Linked DNA regions of Mus musculus: region 2 is linked to region 1. A link is a loop called in an ENCODE intact Hi-C map of the cell type or tissue named here. Cell type or tissue: left cerebral cortex. All regions are shown on one strand. Each heading gives the region's core, and the rest is flanking DNA. Links, peaks and the distances in the headings are about the cores only. Region 1 holds the start of Ptn (pleiotrophin). Region 2 has its middle 180 kb from the start of Mir490.

Region 1 (10,502 bases), core at 1,020-9,019:
ACATTTTCTGCCATCCATGGAGAGGCAGAGGAAATTGTGTAAAAACTCCCAAATTAAAAGAAACAACCAACCAAAAACCCCAATTACCTCCATGATAAGTTACCACTGTCCCCATTAGGAGATTTCACCTAAGATTCCTGTGAAATGGGAACAATGACGGTCATCTTCATACAGGTCATGGTGTGTGCTAAATGATGAATACATGGGAAAATTCTGCAAACTTACAGGATTCCGAGGAACAGCATCGTTGCCACGCTTGATCATCTAACACAGCAGTTAGTCCCCACCTTCCTAATGCTAAATCCCTTAAATACAGCTCCTTATGTTGTGGGGACCCCCAATCATAACAATTATTTTCCTTGTTACTTCAATCTGCCAGTTATGAATCATAATGTAAACATCTGACACTTCTGATGTTCTTAGGCGAGCCATGTGAAAGAGTTGTTTGAATCCCCCAAAGGGGTCATAACCCACCAGTTGAGAAACACTGATAGGAGAAGACTGTAAGGATTGGAAGTCAAAGTAAGAGGTACTTTTGTGGACACATCTTCTTTAGGGATGTCTAATTCCCCACAGTTATGAAATATCAAATCCCAACACTTAATGGAAAGTTAAAAGCTGCTAGTCTCACCTGTCAGAGAAAAAAATGAAGGTCCAGAGCCATTGCTCTTTTACCTAAAGTCAGAACATGTTCCACAGCAGAGCAAGGAGACTTGGCTGCTCATTTTTGACCCTCTTCCTGTGTCTGCATTCCTTCCAACTGACAACCATTTGTTTGACTCAGTAAGTAGTGATCTTGAGAAGTGATATTGATGCTCAGGCTGCTCTATGGGCGGGGTCATGGTAGAAGCATGCCGTGGTGAAGGAGGAATCGGGCAGGAGGCAGTGTTCAGAGGCCACAGAGAAGTGTCACTGGCTTTGATAGAAACAGCACACTAGGCTCTATAAAGACATATGTGTATTAGGAAGGACCAGATTTTAGATGCTGTTTTCCAAGTACATTATATCCTGATGCTATGGAAGTTCAGATTCACAAATGGAAGCCTGACGATATACCAACCACTTTTTGCATTTTTATCCTTTTAGGCTGCTGTCTCCATGTTTTCTACATATGCCAAATTTGCCTCTCTACATATGATTTGCATTAAGTCAATCTGGAGCTTGGAGTGTTCCCATGTCTTTGTGTTATCAATAGCAAAGGCAGTTTCAATACCCACCGCAAAATAGACTTCATGATACTCCCAACCCCTCTGCTTGAGGCTATCCTGTCTCCTTATGTTTATCCTAAGGTTTGGTGGCTTTTCCTTTTAACTGATGGAGCAGTCTTTTGATTTAAAGTCAAAATCATGTGTTAGTAATGTGTCATCTTTTGGCAGGCAGGGCCTGTCACTCTGGGTGAGTCAGTCGTGGGACATAACGGACACCCTTGATAACTGTGCTGCTTAGAGACTTTTTGTTTTGTTTTTGTTTTGATTTGTCAGCTTGACTGAATAATTTTGGAAGAGGACATTTCAATTGAGAAACTGCCCCCATCAGACTGGCCAATGGCAATTCTGTAGAGCACTTTATCAATTAATAATTGATAAGGGAGGGTTGAGCCCACTACAGTCTTTGATACCATTCCTCCATGGCCTCTGGTCCATGGCCAAGCATTCCTCTGCTTCGGTTCCTGCCTCCAGGTTCCTGCCTTGAGTTCCTGTATGGTTTTCCTAAGGGAAGAGCTATGATATACTCACTGAAACAAATCCTTTCCTCTTCCAAGCTGGCTTTGGTCATCATTTTATCACAGTAACAGAGAACTAAACTACAGTTACATTCTTCCTTGTTGACTGTCAATTCACTAGCTCTCAATGTTAGACACTAAAATCTAGTTTTTGAAATAAGTAAATAAAAGTGAATAGTTCAAGTGAAGCTGCTACTTGTCAACATCCTAGAACACGGTTTTGTTGCTGCAGTTGTTGAAAGGGAATGTATGTCCTTAAAATGAATCAACTTCAAAAACAGAATGAATGAAAAAACACCAACACTTAGCACATGCAATGTGACATGAGTGTTGGCTTAGGCCTGCCAGCTGGAACTGAGAAATGATTCAGAATTAGCAACTGGTCCGTTGAAGAGGTGGCTGCATAGGACATTTTTCAAAAGTCATTAAGCTGTGAAGTTAAAATAGATTCATTTGAATCTTAAAGGACATGTTACTTCATAATGTATATATATTTTTCTTTACACACAGTCTCTACTTAATGCAGTGTTTGGCCCAGAATTTAATGTGATAATTAAAACAAACAAACAAACAAACCCACAACTCTCTATTGTAGTTAACTATGTACAATCAAATGAACCTATTTTAACTTTACAGCTTGATGACATTTTGAAAAATGTCCTACATAGCCACCACATTGACAGACTCTTTGCTATTCTGATTGTTTCTCCTGACTTCCAACTGTCAAGGCCAAGCAAACACTGATGTCTCTTTTAGCCACATAGATTGAAATTTCTTTTTGTAGAATATCAGATATTAGAGTCACAGTGCATGTGCTAAGTGTTGAAATTCTTCTCATTCATTATGCTTTTAAAATTAATTCACTTTGTTGCATTGCTAGCTGTTGTTTATTGTGGAATAATATTCAATAGCTGTACGACATTTTAATGATACATCATCTGCCTCTTGTTTTGAGCTATGATGAATAAAGATGCTATGGACATTTATGCACAAATCTTTCTGTATGACATATTTTTCTCTTGAGCGGCTACCTAACAATGAAAAGTCTAATGTTAAAGCCTGACTATATGCTAGATTCATACTTAATTTATAAGAAGCTGCCATACTGTCTCTCAGAGTGGTTGTGTTGTTTTTTTAGGGTTGGCAGTCTTTAAATGGTAGTTCTTTGCTGGTAAGTGCAGTTAAAAGCTCATTAGAGTTTTAGTTTGCATTTCTGAGATGGATCAAATATAATTAGATATTTTTCAGGTACTTATGGGCATTTATCTATTCTCCCTTAAGGTTGTCCAAATCATTTGCCCAGTTTTCAGAGCATTGATTGTCTCCTCCTTCCTCTTCTTCCTCCTCTTCTTCCTCCCCCTCCTCCCCCTCCTCCTCTCCCCCTTCCTCCTTCTCTCCCCTTCTTCTTCTTCTTTTGGTTTTTCAAGACAAGGTTTCTCTGTATAGCCCTGGCTGTCCTGGAACTCACTCTGTAGAACAGGCTGGCCTCGAACTCAGAAATCCTCCTGCCTCTACGTCCCGAGTGCTGGGATTAAAGGCATGCGCCACCACGCCCGGCAACTGACTTCTGATTATGAGATATTGAGAGTTTTATGAGATATTTAAGAAAATCCCAGGTTATAATTTTGTCACACATATATTCTGGGAACATTTATTTATACTTCCAGAATTACTTTGTTGTTTTTCTTGGTTACTTTTAAAAAAGATTTATTTATTTGTATTTAATATGTAAGGGTGTTTTGCCTGTATGTATGTCCATGTACCAGATGCACTGGTGACACCTACAGATGTAAGAAGGCATCTGATGCTCTGACATTGGAGTTACAAATGGTGGTGAGCCATTATATAGCATACACATAATCCTGCACTATGTAACACCACTGATCTGTGTTTTCCCCTGTAACTTGGATTTTGCTGTGTAGTCATGACAGGTAACCAAAGGCGATGGCAGTAGCATTAGTTGTTTTGGAGACTTCTGGGGCCTTTCTGACTATAACGCTCAGGCCTTGAATGAAGTGCGAAAGTACAAAGTGGTGCACCCAGAATGTTTTCTGCTTTCTGCAGACCATAAAATGTAGTGACAGTGGCCTCACATTCCTGGTGACACACACTGAGCTGTTTGGTCCTTCCTTCACCACCATGATGGACTAAAATCTCCCAACCATAGGCCAAATAAACTTCTCACTTAAGTTGCTCTTGCCAGGTACTTGGCCATGCTGATGAGATAAGCATTTGAATTTGACATGAAATCAAACTTTGCTATACAGTTTTATACGGTTTATAAATTGCCTACATTGACACGATGATATGGACTTTAGCTGTCACAGCCATGTTCATGGGATTGTTCTTCTGTGGATTTTGTTGTTTTATGATGTGGGATCTGGGGCTTGGAGAGATGACTCAGCTGGAAAAGTGCCTTTCTCAAGAGCACAAGGACACAAGCTTGAACCCCTAGAGCCCACACTGAGGCTGGGGTGGTGGTGGTGCAGTCCTGTAAGCCCAGCATGGGGTAAGCTGAGAAAGGTGAATCTGTGAAGCTCATTGGCCAGAGAGCCTGGGTGAACTGATAAGCTTCAGGTTTGTTGAGAGAGAACTTGTTTCTAAAACTAAAGGTGGAACATAGTCAAGGACAAAGCCCCAGCAGTGTCCATGGACCTTCACAGGAAAGCATAGCTGTACATTACGTGTTCATATGTCCACACTGACAAGAACACACAATAAGGACAACACACACGCACATTCACACACACACACACACACACACACACACACACACACACACACTGGGTATTTTGGACCTGATGTTTTCTGTCTGTTTGAGTGATACCCCTGATGACACTTGTTCTTCTGTGTTGCTTTGACAGTCTGGAAGCTATTGTCTACAGTTTTCTGTAAGGAAGGACCAAAAGGCTTGGGGGGCGCTATCTCAAGCTACTTAGATTAATCAGCGACTGACTGGTATGATTTTAATATGTGAAACATATAGGCTAAATTTTTCTTAAGTAGTTAATTCCAGATATTTTTCACAGGGTGAAAGTCTAAGGAATACAATCTGCTTATTTGGTCACTTAGCCTGATAGACAATGCTGGCAAAGAGAAGAGGCAGGATTCAAAAAGCAACTAACCACACAATATATTTCGTTAGACATGTTCCTGGGACTGCCTTCGAGTTGTGGTAGCTTGATGAATTTCCTTTGCATTCCAGGGAGATGGGTTAAGCGGAGAGTGGTAACTGAGAATCCAAACACCTCGGTCAAGCGGAATGTCCAGGAAATCTGCTGCCTCCTGGTATCTGTCACTGAGGGATTGGTGGCCTCGTTTTCCAAACAACTGTAAGCCATAACAGTTTCCCTGGTTTCAAATCACCTCCCATTAATTGCATGTTAGCCTGGTAATGTGTGTACCAGGGGTCATTCATTTCACCTGCAGAGGCTGAGCAAGGCAGAGAAGCCAGTAATGTTGGGAGCTTTGAAGAGCAAGAGCTTTTGGAGTTAGTTTCTCCCAGCAGGAGGGCAGGAGGAGAAATTTAGTCATGGAAGAATCACAGAACCTCCTACTGGGGACTCTGGGTATATTCTTGCTCTCCTGTGCTGAGTCTGCACCCCAGCTGAGGGACCCTGTGAAACCAGTCAGAGTTTGTCGTTTCTCAGTGGCACCTGTGCCATTTGGAGTAAAGTTCAGTTGCTTACAGTGGAAGTAGCCTCCCATGAGCTGAGCCTTCTGCTAACTCTCCAGCTGGGCTAGTTGGCACCCTTTTTGCTTGGAAGCTCTTCTTGGTTTTTACATGACCACTTTCCTCCATATTTTTAGGTCACCACTCAAAATTTAATCTCTGAAATTTATGTCTCCCAACAGCATATGTTTTCAAGCCGCTAACCACATTATTTTGTCCCTGATTTTAATTTGTTAATGGAGAACATACATACGTTTTCTGCACATCAATATTTTAACATTTTTCTTCAGGGTTCTATCCAGTCAAATACTTAAGTGCTTACCAACAATAGACAAGTGAGAGAAATAAATAGAAATCTGGAATCAATATTCCTATGACTTGTGAACTTGAAGTAGGGCATCTCAGGAGGCGCTAATAGTGTTTTATTTAAGCGTTAGCGAAAATACTCTGTTGACTTAAAGTGCAACGTATTGACTTGTTATAGATTTGTACTTATGAAAAGAAATACTCTTTTTGTGTTTTCCATGTTTTCAAAATACCATGGAAAATAATGTCACCAGTGCTTCTCAGTCTTGACCCTATTTAGATTTTGGGAGAACTAATTTGTGTGTGAGTGAGTATTGTCCATATGTTAAGGCAGGCTCACATGTGTGCATACCCACACCCATGCATGTGTGTATGTATATGTGTGCATGAGGTTAGAAGACGATATCACTTGAGCTTACTGATTTGGGTAAACTAGCTAATCAATGTTTTCCAAGAAGCCCCTGATCCTGCTTCCCAAGTGCTGGGATTACAGGCTTACAAATAGACCACCAAGCATGCCTAAGTTGTTTTGTGAGTCCTAGGGATTCAAACTCCAGCCCTATACTTACATAGAAAGCACTGTATTCACTGAGCCATAGAGAGGTGTCTATAGGATGTTTAAGTAGCATTCTATTCACCAGAGGACTGACGGGATATGTCCTATCTTCCCTCAAGTGGTGATAACTGAAAACGACTCCAGACATTACCAACTGTCTCCTAGAGGATAAAACTGCTCTCACTTGAGAACCACAGATGTAATTAATTTTTACATATACCTTTTTAATCAAAATGTTATATGTTGAAGCAGCAAATGAGATAGAACTGACATCATGAGACTCTCATGCTTGCTTTACCAACACCAGAAACAAGCACCATAATTAATCTGGCATGGTCTACTGAACTGACAGTAGGAATATGCTAAAGATGAAGATAAAATTAAGGGGCAAAAAGGAAAGTCTTTCTGTCATCTTCTTAGCTCACTGTGGAACTGTAGGAAATGGTGAACTTTTCTCACAGTAAAGAAAGCTTATGAGTAGTTCATGATGTACACAGGTGACACCAGATGAACACTCACATGGACTGTTTCATGGCAAAGATGAACTTTCAAACAGGGATGTGCATAGCCTGGGAGTTGGTCTTGAGGAAGGCATGTGCAATTTGTGTGTGGAAAGGTGGTTTAGCAGAAGAGACTGTAAAGAATACAGATCAGGTGTAAATGTGAATTTCTGTCCATTTTTTCGTTGGAGGGCGGGGTGGGGGGAGGGGCAGAAACGAAGATTAGTGGACTAAAAGCTCTACTCCTGCAGGGTCACCTTTGTCCCTCGATTACTCTTGGACATTGGTACAGGTAACAGCCAATAGAAGACTCCTAGTCCTTAAAACCACTTGCCATAACCAATGGCTGTAATTTTAGGAAAGGAGTGGTCTTAAGATGTGAGGGCTTAAAACACCCTACGGAATCCATAGGATCTGTAAGTTGAGTTGAAGAGATGTATCTTTGGTGAGAAATTGGAGCCAGTTTTATAATTTGACCGTGTTTGGGCAAATTGGGGTTTTACTCCATCTTTTCTGGTCAGTTTCTATGTGTGACTCAAAACTGTCACTTTGCTCTCCTTGGTTAAAGGAGAGGAAGGTCTCAGGAAGCCAGGAAGCCCACTCTAATTCTTACAAACCCCAGAGCTTGAGCCACACTGATTACCCCCCTGTGTTCTTTGCCAAGAGCATGCCACAAAATATGTGACCCGAAGGCATCGAAGAAGCCAAGAATGGAAAAATTCCCTAAAGGAAAGTGACATTTAATTGGGAAATTTCAGAGATCTGTCACTCCTAGTGACAACCCAGAAAAAACTGCTTTGCAGCTTTGTGACTGGAGGTGAGCTGCAACTGTCAGCTGAAGTTAGCAGGGACTCCCTGCAGGGAGGCCTTTAGGGGCGGAGAGCAAGGGACAGCTGCCTTTGCACATGGCTCCCCCAATCTCGAATAGAATATCGTGTGTGTGTGTGTGTGTGTGTGTGTGTGTGTGTGTGTGTGTGTGTGTGTGTGTGTGTTTAAAGCTGTACCAAAACTGTAGTTTAAAATGCTGTCAATTTTCCAATTAAGATATCCAGCTTGATAAGCCGAGCTATGGACCCATGGGAGGGGGAGAAAAACATGGTTCTTGGGAGTTTGTACAAAAAATATGGTGCTGGGTGGGTGCTAAGAACAAACGGTCTTATAACCCATGGTCTTTCTACACAGATCCGTTTGGGGAAAGACTGCCCCCAGAGTAGCCTGCTTTTCATAAGCTTCCCAATCAGATTTCGGGGGCAAAGCACTCCCCTCCTCCCTCGCACAGCCTGCTTCTTCTCTCTGCCCTCTCTCGTCCCTCCCATTCTCTATTTCCCTCCCCGGCAGGGTGTAGTTGAGTGAAGGCAGGATCAGGTTCCCCGCCTACCCGTCCAAATATCCCGCCAAGGAAGCCCCAGAGCACAAGAAAACCCAAAGTGGAGAGAGGGGAAGAAAGAAAGCACTGAGTCATCCATCCAGAAGGGGGGAGAGCAGAGCGCAGCCGCCCAGGCAGGAGCATCAGCCAGCGATACCTGGAGTCTGCAGAAACCTCGCCCGCACTTTGCAACAAAGGCAGCCAGCTAGTCAGCGAGGACCTCTGCAAGCCAAAGTAAGTGCAAGATACCCTGTGGTTTTCTCCAAAGGGTCTCTGGTGCAGTGTGCCTACCCCCCAAAGCCACTTTTCTGGTAGCCTGCAGTACGTGGAGGGGGTTGGAGCAGGAGAGAGGCTGCCTGGAGTCCGCTAAATAGGACTGCTTTTAAAAACGGACTTGCTCCAGAAGGCAAAACAGCCGAAAGGAAATTTTGGGGGGAATGAGCTAAGTAACCTAGCATGTGCTTGGATGGGAAGAAGGAAAGCAGCTTTTGGGCTGTGGAGAGTGCATGGGGACCGAATTCCTGCTACCTGCCAGAGCATGCAAAGCGCGGGAGAGGGCACATTTGTGCTCTTTGTAAAACCTGGAGCTTTGGTGGGTGTGTCTGGCCCAGTAGGCATGAGAGAGAAGAAAGGGTGTATCAGTAGACAGGTCTCATTTCCTACCTCCACTTCTCAGGTTGCCCTAGAGCTTGCCAACTGCCAATTGCTGCCCGCTCTAGGTGTGGTACATGCCTGGCAGCCTGCCCCTCCTGTGTCTGCTGATGGAGAAACATCTCCGCCAGAGCAGCCTGCACTCCCTAGCCTGCCCACGAGCCCAGAAACGCTTCTAGAAACAGTTCAGTCCAAAGTTTCAAAGGCACACTTTGGAGTCTACCTTTGCTTGGTTGGGATGCCAACTGGCATAGAAGCACTTACGTTTTCAGTTGTATCCAAATAAGCCAGGGTTGTGGTAAAGACGAGTTTGGCAGACACCCGGAATTTCTGAGGTGATATTCCAGTTGTTTCCATAATATATTTTGAGAAGAAAAGTCACTTCTTTTGTGCATAAAACATAACCTTTCCTCTCTTCTAAAATATGTGTGTGTGCATGCGCACACACACATGCACACACACACGCACACACACACACACACACACACACTTCTATGGGATCTGATGTGGCATATAAATACAAGAGCACACATGTAACTCACATACAGATTGCTAACTAGTTCTTGTCTCCTTAGTAATAAGGACTTTGGAGCTGTAGGAGCAGAGCGAGACTTCAGAAGTAGAGTGGGTGCCTCACAGAAGGAATGCACACTTCAGGGGAGAACAAAGTAACAGAGTTCTAGTGGGTCAGCATCTTTCCTCTTGAAACTACCAGGCATAGTTTAAAAAGTGTGTGTGTGTGTGTGTGTGTGTGTGTGTGTGTGTGTGTGTGTGTGTGTGGTGTGTGTGTGTTGGAAGGAAGGGCCTGGGAGGCACTTCAGGAACTACCAAAGAAAAGCTTTTGAACTAACAACATAATGGAGCAATTTCACGATCCCAGGCAAACGTGGAGCTGATGAAACGGTCCAGCCCATTTGGGCCCTTTGATCATCTGGGAATGAATTGTTCTGTGAGAATATTAAAAGGTAATGAGAGCGAAACAAAAGAGAAGTCAGCCAACACAGCACAGAAGGCTGGTGTTTGCCAGACTCATTATGTCCCTTTTAAAGTAAATTATGTGCCTTCAAGGCCAAGTCATTAGAAACACTTATAGTCCAGTTAAATTCAAGGGAAACTCAGGTGCCCTCCCACTCCTCTTTGGGCCCTGTGTAATTTCAGACCACCAATAGTGGTTGTTTCTTATCAAAATGAAATCATTTTATTTTAAAACCCCAATACCATGCTTTTGAACTGTAAGGAACTTTTAAAAATTCTCTCATCAGAATTAAAGTCTTTTGAAGAAGGTAATCTTTCTCCTGCTGCTCATAGACCCAGGTCTTCCTCACTGAGTGGACTGCTTGTATGTGCAATGCTTTTCCCACACCCCACACCAGCTGTGTGTAAACTGTAGCCCCTTTAGAGTGTGGATTCAAGTGTTTGTCTGAGGCACAAACACTTATATTCTCAGGGGTAGAGCTGTGGGCGAGACAGACCTACTGTTAACATGATGTTTTAGTCATCTGATCCCTAAATTATATCCCATAGGGGATGAGAATAGAATATATTTGACTGCATATTGTATTATATGTATTATATAATATTTAATTGTCTGTATTTCAGAACCCCTTTCTAGGACACTGGGGACCTGATCTTACCTGTTTAGTGAAAGTTTTATGGTTTTTTTTCTTTCTTTGTATCTTTCATTGTTTCCTTCCTTCCTTTTCCTTCCTTCCTTCCTTCCTTCCTTC
Region 2 (10,502 bases), core at 867-8,866, 210 kb after region 1:
GTTGTTTTTTAACTGCTTGCAGGAGACTTCAAGTAGAATAAATTTTTTAACCTTGCATTGTCTTGGGGTTAGCTCCTAGTTTTGACATCATAACATGAACCATTCAGTTAGAAATCTGCTAATAACCTAGAAATTCTACCTATGATAAGCTGAAAATTTGCCTTACTCTGAACAGAGAAATAAATTTCTCTTCCCTTAATTACCAGAAAACTAGGGCATTTTAATTTTAACATATTCCTGATTTTTCTATGTCTGAAAGGATGAAGTCTCATCTGATTTGGACTAGTTTAGGAGGTGCATATTCAATAAGGTAAAGCTGTTTCCCAAATAAAACTTTTAGAGAAAATACCTTATTGACCATCTTATGTCTATGCACAATTGAGCATAAATGTGATTTATGTTAAGACATAGCATGAGAAGGATATGCATAGTGAGAAAAAGATTCACGTAACCCCTCTCATAACCAAACTCTGCCTCTTCCTGCACCACATAACACAAGCCCCAGACAATAACTGGGTTCTTTTGGGATGATCTGTGTAGTGAATACAAGTGCTGGCCTCCTAAACAATGGAGTGCATTGGAAGGGTTTTTAACAAAAATGAGGAATAAACGCAGGGACATTTGATTAGTCTTCTATGAAATTAAATTCGTCCAAGTTAAAGATTCTGAATTCATCTTTCCTAAATGAGTAGTCATGTTTTTATTTAATGAAGTGCTAAGAAGCAGGAGCTGTTTTCTTGAAATGACCTCATGTGGTCATATGAAATCCCTTTGCTGGAAGAGAAAAATAAACCAGCTGCCATTATCAGTCAACAAATACTGAGTTGAAAAACCTTTGTGAAAACTGATTCAGCGGTCACATCAGCAAACATATCTTGCCCAGCTCATGACTTGGGAAATTTAACTGGGTTTCTTTCTAAAAGTATTTGAGCTTTCTTTAAGTAAAAGCCTACGTCTGAAACACAACGAATACAAACGTATCTGTAAAATCACCAGGGTTTGATGGGGATTCTCTTTCTCTATGTTTTATTTATTAAAAAAATCCTGGAAATTCCTATATTAATTGCTAGGTTGTGCTGCATCTCATCTGTTGCACATGTGGAAAATGAGAGCCACGCAGCAATTCAGAGACTAAGTTTTCCCTCTGCTTCTGGGCAACTTATTTCACGCCCAGGTTCCCCACAGTCATGAAATAAGAACACGGCATTACCTGCATATTTTTTTGGGGGGGGGGTTATAGCAGTATTTGCTTGATTCCAGAGTTATCATTATTTATAATTTTACAGAAACCATATTTCTCTCAGGGTTAGATACATAACTTAGCAGCCTGTCTATAAGCATTTCATAAATATCTCTAAACCACTTAAGAAAATTCACAGTATATATCAATATAACAACCGGATTACCAGCTAGAGAAAAAGTAGGAATAGTTTTACAATGCTGCAGGACAGGAAGAGAAGAAACATAGAATGATTTTCCTTTGTAAATAGATAAGGCACTCTTAAAAATATGTGTAAATAATTAGAAGATGTCACAGTAGTTAGACTATTCCCTCCATATTTAGATATTTTGCCCAGAACCCTTTTTAACCTGCAGGAATTTCTTCTCAAGAATTCTGTTTTTCCAGCGAAGCTTTGCCAAGCCCACAGTTTCTGTTCACAAGCGTTATAAATACTTTTAATGTCAAGCTCTAATCCTGAGCAAGATGACAATTTTACATCTCTAATCATGAGTCAGACGGAGGCATTTCACACGCCTGTGAGGCAGCAGTGGGTGTCCAAGCTGTTTAGACCACTGATCCTTCAGCGTTTATCTTCTTATGGAAATTTTGAAAAGCATAAAAATGCCACAAAAGTTGACCTTTGTGTCTTGTGCTGTGATCCCTCACCTCGGATCTGACAATCATCCACGGGAAAGATGACGCTGTGAATTACCAGAGGCTTGAAAAAGATTCAAAACATGATGAGTCTCTAAACCCTTTTCCTGGTTTCATGATGAGAAAGACAAGAGGGCATGCTTCCAGGAGAATTTTCACAGTACCCCTAAAGTGTCAGTGCTTTAATTAGGACAATATTTCAAGTGTCACTGGATAAGATGACTAAATAAAGCTGGAGGATAAGCTGGTGGAGGTGAGAAAGTCCTTGAAGGCACTTTAAACTCTGCAGAGAATCCAGAGACATCTATTCCGCATCATAGGAGAGAACAACAGTTCACTGTGATTTACACCTCCAGCCCTCAGTGTAATCCAACGCTGGCTTGTTTGTCCTCATGAACGGAATTTGTTTTGTGTCCAATATTCCTGTTGGTGGTGCATGGTTTTTAATGCACAGTGGGATCTTTTCCTCACGATCATCTTTTAATTCTATATCTTACTTCGAATTTACGTCTAGCCCAAAGATGAGGAAGACATACACTGTCTGTTCCTCTGGAATATTTTCTCCATTTTATTCTCCCTGTTCCTCCAGCAGACCAAGTCTCACGTGATCTATGGGGACTCAGCTTAAATCATCTCCATAAAGTCTTTTCATGTGCTCTCTCTCTCTCTCTCTCTCTCTCTCTCTCTCTCTCTCACACACACACACACACACACACACACACACTCACACACACACACACTCACACACTTTTTCACATCCTACCTTTTGTCTACTGATGAGCTTCTACAAGGATGCTCTAAGCATCTAGTTTGATATTATTTAAAGCTTGGGCTCAGGAGTCAGGATCCCTTATCATTAGCAGTGCAGCCAGCTCTCTGACTTTCAGATGTTTACTAATGTCACTGTATTCACCTTTTTCATCTAATGGATAGACATGACGAGGGATGCTTTGTGGGTTTACCTGTGTGACAGTCTCTTGGTGCAAAGGAACAACTTGAGTGGTGCTTTGCTGAGTGAATAGGAGTGAATGGTTTTTCTGTTGGACCCATTGTTATTTTCCTTGAAGACAGAGATATTTTTTTTGGTCTGGTCCATTGCAGAGCCAGAGAAAATGTTTAACGAGCAAACATTTTTTTTTCTACTCTTACTCAGCAGCAATGAAGATCATTTTATTAATTTTTGAGGGAGTCATTTTAAATTAAAAAGAAAACAGAATCCCCAAAGCAAAACCCTTTCCTCTGCTTTTAGTAAACATGGTAATAAAATGGATATCTTCACAGAAGGAAGATGCCCCAGTTAAATAACTACATCTTGAGTTAAACTCAATTCAAGGAAAGCCTTGAAAGATTTTGTAAAAAAAAAAAAAAAAAAAAAAAAAAAAGTACTGCATTGGCTGAGGTCTGGTTTCTGGGCTCTTGCAATGAGATATTGATTTGATTTTAATGGCTAGTGCTTTCTAAAGGACCACAAATAGTCACAATAAACTATATAGATAATTTGCTCAACAATTTGCATTCTTTTCTATTTGGGTTCTGCTGCATAAATCAGTGGTCTCTTGTTATTGTGATAGACTGCTGTCAGTAATAGGCAAACTTATTATAGAAGCTGTTTCTAAGCTAATGCTTCTTCTCCTAGTTTAGATGTGGACATAGAGACATATATGTTTGGGGACATGTTTGTTTCCCAACAAAAGAAAAACAAAAGGTAAATAAGATTTTCTTTAGGCTTGTTATTTATTATTATTTATTATTATTATTTATTATTTGAAGTTATGATTCTATTAAGCCTCCTTTATATCCACCTGGCTTCAAAAGGCATGGTAGTGATAAAATTTACTGTCACTTCTATTTACAAAATGCTTTGCAATTTGCAAAGTGCTTCACTGGTAGGCAACAGCCAATTCATTTATCCTGGCACATTTCAGTGTGTTCAAGTCCAGCCAACGAGATTCCCTGATGATTGTTTTGGATTTATTTAGACTACATCTCTCCAATGTGACATGGTCAGACTGTAAAGTAAGTTATTGAGAAGGCTCTCCGATTCAACATGACAGGGAGTTGCTCTATTTTGAGATATCCACAGAAAAAGAGCCTCTACCACCCTCATCTAAGGGCTAATTGTGACTCTTGAGCAGTTTAAACAAACATAATGTATTTTTTGGACTGATTTGGTGATTTTTCATGAATCAACTGAAATAATTATTGTATATAATTTTATTAAAATCCAGCAACAAACATCACAGTATTCACATTAGGTATCCATACTATTTGGACTCTATTACTTTGAATTTATAGTTGCCCTCTTATATTTAGATTCCACTAGAAACCACTTCAAGTTGGTTTTTATTTTTTAATAAGGAAGGGTATATATTATTTATTTTCACATATAATATTGCCTTTGATTCTTATATAACGACCATGAAGAAGTTTCATTACTAACCAAATTTTAACTACTCATATTTCTATTTTCCTGCAAGTGGTTAGGCACTTTATGAAAAGCTTGAGGCTAAGAGATAACTGTGTTTGGGATTCTGTGTTCTGTAGCTCTGGCTCCTGCTTTGTATAATCGATCCCAAATGCAGGCTTATGCAAGCAGGCATCCTGGAGCCTATGCCAGGACGTCTCTCCAGCACTGATTAATTTCTGTGCCTAAAAGCCATGTGTTCATTGTGGATGATAAGCTTGTTGCACAAACACAAGTTTGCCACACTGAGTAAGTCTGGCATTACTTCTGTACAAATCCCAGTGACTGAGGAAATTTGCCAAAAGGAAGGAAAAATTCCTCCCAATTTAGGCAGAATCAAATGTGTGTGGAAATCTGTAGAATTTTACATACTAAAAAGAGAAAACATATGTTTATAAAGCTGGTTGGAAATGTATTTAACTCAATATGTCGCACCATGAAAACCCAGATTCGAGCCTTTGGGAGTGGCATAGACAAGCCCAGAATAGAAGGTACACACTAACATACAGGTAACCACTAAACTGCAAAAAGTCAAGGTGTGTCAACATACTCTTCTATTAATCCTGTCCAAAATCCTCACACAGAGAGAAATAATGGTTTTGTTAAGTGATGTATCTACATGGGATTTCCCCTGTGTCTGTAATTATGGAAGCCTGAGAATTTCAAGATCAATGTCTTCCGATAGAAAAAAGACAAAGAAAAAGGAAATAAGAGAAAACAAAGCAAAATCTCAAGTATGAGAAGTCCAGGAACATTCCATCAGTTAAGCAATTACCTAGAGAATGGTTTTACTTTTGATCTTCCTGTTCTGCTTTCTCTTGTTCTTCTTATAGTCAGTTCCTCCCCCTCCCTATACCCTCCCCTCCCCTCCCCTCTCCTCTCCTCTCCTCTCCTCTCCTCTCCTCTCCTCTCCTCTCCTCTCCTCTCCTCTCTTCTCTTCTCTTCTCTTCTCTTCTCTCTCCTTCATTTTCTCTTATTATTATTTTTTTTGGTATGGAACAAAGTTCATTTTTTTTCTCCCAAAAGTGCTATATCCAGGCTTTTGGAAGCAGGTGAAGTGAAGCCATGCATCTTTGGCCCAATTAGAAACACAGTGTTTGCCTCTGGAAAGGAATCTGGGATCCATTCCTGGGTTCTCCCACCTGGTGTAGAAATTTTCTTGGCAATATCTCTAACAGATGGCCATGGAGCCTCTGCTGGGAAACCCAGTCTGGGAAACTTCGCACATACCCACTACCACCACCACTACTGTGAGTGAGGAGGTGTGCTTTACCCTACATATATTGCTATGAAGCTCTTTTTTTGTGTCCTTGCTCTTTGGAGCATCAAAGGACAGATACGTCCTTTTCCACTACATAGTTCTGAAAACAAGCAGAAGAGACTTCCCAAGATTCCTACTGTGACCCAACGTCAGACTCATGTGCTGTCTACTCCCTATGCCGAATGTCTTCTGGGAGCTTCTGCTGCCTAGTTATTGTCCTCCCAGAAACAAGTTGTTCCTGATTTGCCTAGAATTCAGTTTACAGATGGCAACTGGTTAGTTCATGCAGTAGCGAAACAATCCTTTCCTGTACTGAGTTTAAGCAACATTTCTCTTAGTCTGACCCAAGATTGAACTGCAGTCCACCAGCTCCAGAAGCATTACTTATGAGAATCATATTCACAGAACCCTCTCAACTATTTAAAAAATTGACTATTTTTATTCCATTATAGTTAATTATTGCCTATTACTTAATGGGAGAATCACATAGTAAAATTGATAGCAATGATAAACAGAAGTATATGTAACTAGAAATGCTTCATGCCTTTGGTCCTAGCACTTAGAAGACATAAGTAGAAGATTGATGCTTCGAAAGTAGCCTGGTCTACTCAGGGACTTTCAGGCATCTATAGAGACAGCAAGGTTCTGCATCTCTGGGATGATGGTAACCTAATTGTGGTGGGTGATCTTGATGTATTTACATGTACTTTATTGAGTAATTTTGCATCTCTGTTTATCGTGGGGATTGGCCTATCACTTTATTTTTTGTTGAAGTTTTTTTTTTTCCTAGTTTAGATATTAGTGTAATGTTGGCTGCATAAAAAATTATTTGGAAGCATTCCTTCGTTTTGTATTTTATAGAATAATTTGGGAGTCAATAGTTTTAACTCTTCATGAAATTCTGCCATGAGTCCATGTGGGATGACTGAGTTCTTTTGAGGTAGGATGTTCTTTATTACTGCTTCAATGTCATTGTTTCTGACAGATCTGGTTTATCACGCCGACTGGCTCCTAAGAACAGCGGGACTCTCACTTGCACCATCAGTATCACACTGTTGAGGGTCACTCTGTGAAAAAAGTCCTTTCTACTCTACATCGCAGGCTTTTGGTAGTTTCCTTTGCTACCTCCTGAGAATCTAGGGAAAAGGTTTTGGCTCTAGGAGCCTGTTATGGTTTGAATATGAAATGTATCCTATGAGCTCATATGTTGAGCTCTTGATCCAAGCTAATAGCACTGTTTTAATTTGTCTGAAAACACTTGAAAAGTGGCACTTAGTTGAAGAAAGTGGGTTAGTGGAGGCTCTATATCTTTCCTTCATCCCTTACAGTAATCTCTTCCCTCTGTTTCATGATAAATATAAATTGAGACTCTCCTTTTCCTCCTTGTATTATAATGTTCTACTGAAGTTCATAGGAATTTGGGATCATGGAATAAACCCTTTAAAACTGTGAGCCAAATAGCTGTGGTCTCCTTTCATTTGTTTCTGTTCAGCATTACAATACAGCTATTAACTAATACAATCATTCCTAAAATAATATTTTTTTCTTTTCTTTTCTTTTCTTTTCTTTTCTTTTCTTTTCTTTTCTTTTCTTTTCTTTTCTTTTCTTTTCTTTTCTTTCTTTCTTTCTTTCTTTCTTTCTTTCTTTCTTTCTTTCTTTCTTTCTTTCTTTCTTTTTTTTTTTTTGAGACAGGGTTTCTCTGTGTAGCCCTGGCTGTCCTAGAACTCATTCTGTAGACCAGGCTGGCCTCGAACTCAGAAAGCCACCTGCCTCTGCCTCCCAAGTGCTGGAATTAAAGGCGTATGCCACCACTGCCGGCAATAATGTTTTTCTGAATATACTTTTATCCTCTTTTCTTAGACCCTCAAAATGGGTCTGCTGGTCTCTCTATCTGGAGTAGGTTGAAGAAAGTATGATTCTCATCTGCTGCTTGGAATTTTAGCTGCTAGAACTAGACATGTAGGTATAAGGTCAGATAAGGAACAGTAACAACAATGGGAAAAAGAACATTTACAAAGAACGCTCCTCATTTCCTTCCCAGTTTTCACCATCACCATGACCCTCACTGCTTCATGGGTAACTTTAACCACATACGTAATTGGATAGATATTTATTGTGAGCATTCATATAGAGATATGATTTATGGTCTGATCTAATTAATACAAATATTAATACTGATATATCTACTCCCAAACTGTCTTTGCTGTCAGAAGTAGCTTTATTTTCTATTTTAAATCCTCTTACATGAAAGTACATACTTTAATAAGAGCAATAATGATTAATTTTATTATTTGAACATGAGAACGATGGAGCATAAGACCAAAAGTAGCGATGGAAAGAGAATGAATATAAATTCGACGCTATGCTTATTAATATACTGGAATCTGGCTTATATCAATGACTGATTTTTTAAATTGTTTATTGAGAAATGAAAACGATGCAAATTATTTGATTGATTAGGCTTAGATAATGCTAAATTGATGTAGAATACAATAAAGCAGGGAACAAAACTGGATAAAGAAAATTTTAAAATGAGGGCACATTCTTTGAAAAGGATAACTATACTTAGCAAAATCCAATGAGAGCACTGTAGATTTTAGACAGCTAAGCTACTTGTAAGTGGATGCTTAGGTCTGGTGTTTAGGCAAGTTGGATGAACAGAATCAAGCAAAAATGACTTGAAAGATGAAAACCAGTCTTTTTTTTTCCTGGCAATAAATTGATATTTTTAAAAGAATCTCATAACCAATGAGGAAGCATTTTGTAAAAATTACATTTGAATGTTCAGTGTTTCATTTGTTTTTTTTTCTTAAACTCATTGTCACCATTTTCTTTTATCTTCTTTTTAAAATTCAAAAGGAAATATGAAGACTTTAATGTTTTAAAATATCAACAATAAGTATACATATTTATTGAAAATACAGTTTTCCTACAATATGTTCTGATCATAATTTCCCCTCCTCCAACTCCTCCCAGATCCTTCCTACCTCCCCACCCTCTCAACTCCATATCCTTTCTTTTTTTTTTGAGTTTGCATATATATCATTTTTATTAGACATTTCTTCATTTACATTTCAAATGCTATAGGAGGAACAACAATATGAACTAACCAATACCCCCAGAGCTCATGTCTCTAGCTGCATATGTAGCATAGGATGGCCTAGTCGGCCATCAATGGGAAGAGAGGCCCTTGGTCTTGTGAAGATCATATGCTCCAGTACAGGGAATGCCAGGGCCAGGAAGCAGGAGTGGGTGGGTTGGGGAGCAGGGCGGGGGGAGTGTATAGGGGACTTTTGGAGAGGAAACCAAGAAAACCAGTCTTTTGATGTGATTGGTTAAAATTCAGGCAGAGGTTATGGATCATTCAAGAGACATTTCCTAAGAAAATATGGAGATGGTGGAAGAAGGGTCTCAAAACACTACATTAAAAAAAAGTATTTTAATTATTATTATTATTTTATTTTAGTGTTAGTGTGTGTGTGTGTGTGTGTGTGTGTGTGTGTGTGTGTGTATGGTGTGCAGACTACATCTGTAGATCTTACTCAGTTACTCTTCACCAATTCCTATGTGTGCGTGACATGGTCTCTCTGTGATTTTAGAGCTCATCATTTCAACTTGGCTAGCTCTCCCTTGAGCTCCAAATACCACTTCTGTCTTAGTTGGGCTTTCTATTGTAAAGATACACCATGACTATAGCAACTCTTATGAAGAAAAACATTTAAGTGGGCTGGCTTACAGTTTCAGAGGTTTGGTTTCTTATTGTCATGGCAGGAAGCATGGCGGCATGCAATCAGACCTGTTGCTGGAGAGGTAACAGCAGGAAGAGACAGTGAGCCACCAGGCCTGGCTTGAGCTTCTGAAACCTTAAAGCCCACCCCCAGCGACACACTTTGTCCAATAATGACACACCTACTCCAACAAAGCCACACTTCCAACAATACTGCTTTATTCTCTATGAGTCTACAGGGGCCATTTTCATTCAGACTGGCACACCATCTATGGCTGTCCCCAGGCACTGGGGTTACAAACTTGTGCCACTTTGCTGAGCTTCTACACTAGTGTTAAGGGATCTGACCTGAGTTCATCAAGCTTTTCCAGTACTTGACTGACTAACTAACCCATCTCTACAAGTCAAAACACTTTCCTTTGGATTTATAATGTAAAATTAAATCATTGGCCAATGTGACAGAACTCTCTGCCACTCAGGGATAAAGATGAGAGGAACTTATCTCTGGCATCAAGTGGGGGTGGGTATTTCTCTCTCTCAATAGAAAGAAGACATATTGTGGGGTTTTGTTGAGGTTTCTCATATTCTCACATGGGAGGAGAGTCTTTTCCAGGCAGACTTCACCAGAACCCCAGAGAAGTCTCACTGTCCTTCAGAAAATAAAATATCCTTGAATAATTTCTATGCATGAAGGAGAGGCAACACCTGCACTCCAAAGCCCTTTTCCTGTGCTTACAGTTTTGCACTGTCTTGGCCCACACTCAGCATCTTTGATGGGCACATGGAGACAGATTTCCCATGTTACATCCCTCAGGAAACAACCACATACCTGCTGTCTTGTCGAGATGCTGACTTTTCCCACCAAGATTTCTGATCCATGCCTGCCGAAGGTGGTAAATTTCCATTAGAATGAATAATTATCTTTAGCCAAGAATACCCTGCAAAGTTGAAATAAATTTACTCTTTGAGTAAAATTTAGCTTGAAGCAATTCAGAAATAGTTCTGACATTTGGAAAGAACAGTTTTTCTTGTCAGTTGTGTCCTGTGTTCTCGTCTGTCATGGACCCATTTTATATCTTTTCTGTTTGACTTAAAGTATTAATCAATTCAAAGAAGTGATCCTAAAATCATCAAACATAACTAATTTTATCAGTAGTCTAAAAAATAAGTATAA

Evidence for each region. Hi-C counts contacts between places; a loop is a spot of excess contacts. Peaks named below come from ENCODE experiments on the same cell type or tissue, not always from the same donor. Only the 100,000 strongest peaks of a DNase experiment are listed, where the experiment ranks them.
Region 2: it touches region 1 in a loop (3-fold over the local background); 2 of 42 quality-filtered maps call a loop at or near these places.

What each region holds. Positions count from the first base shown.
Region 1 is chr6:36,807,750-36,818,251 of GRCm38, reverse strand. It overlaps Ptn (pleiotrophin), which reads left to right and starts at 8,073. Exons shown (of 5, transcript NM_008973.3): 1 at 8,073-8,358. In left cerebral cortex, for the core only: CTCF peaks have their summits at 5,287, 8,173 and 8,917; DNase peaks (open chromatin) are centred at 2,059, 7,634, 8,132 and 8,772; H3K4me3 peaks cover 1,258 bases; H3K27ac peaks cover 2,613 bases.
Region 2 is chr6:36,600,052-36,610,553 of GRCm38, reverse strand. No RefSeq gene overlaps it. Among named protein-coding and RNA genes, the nearest start is that of Mir490, 180 kb to the right of the region's middle. In left cerebral cortex, for the core only: no CTCF peak of the experiment used is centred there; DNase peaks (open chromatin) are centred at 1,763, 2,000, 4,590 and 5,547; H3K27ac peaks cover 912 bases.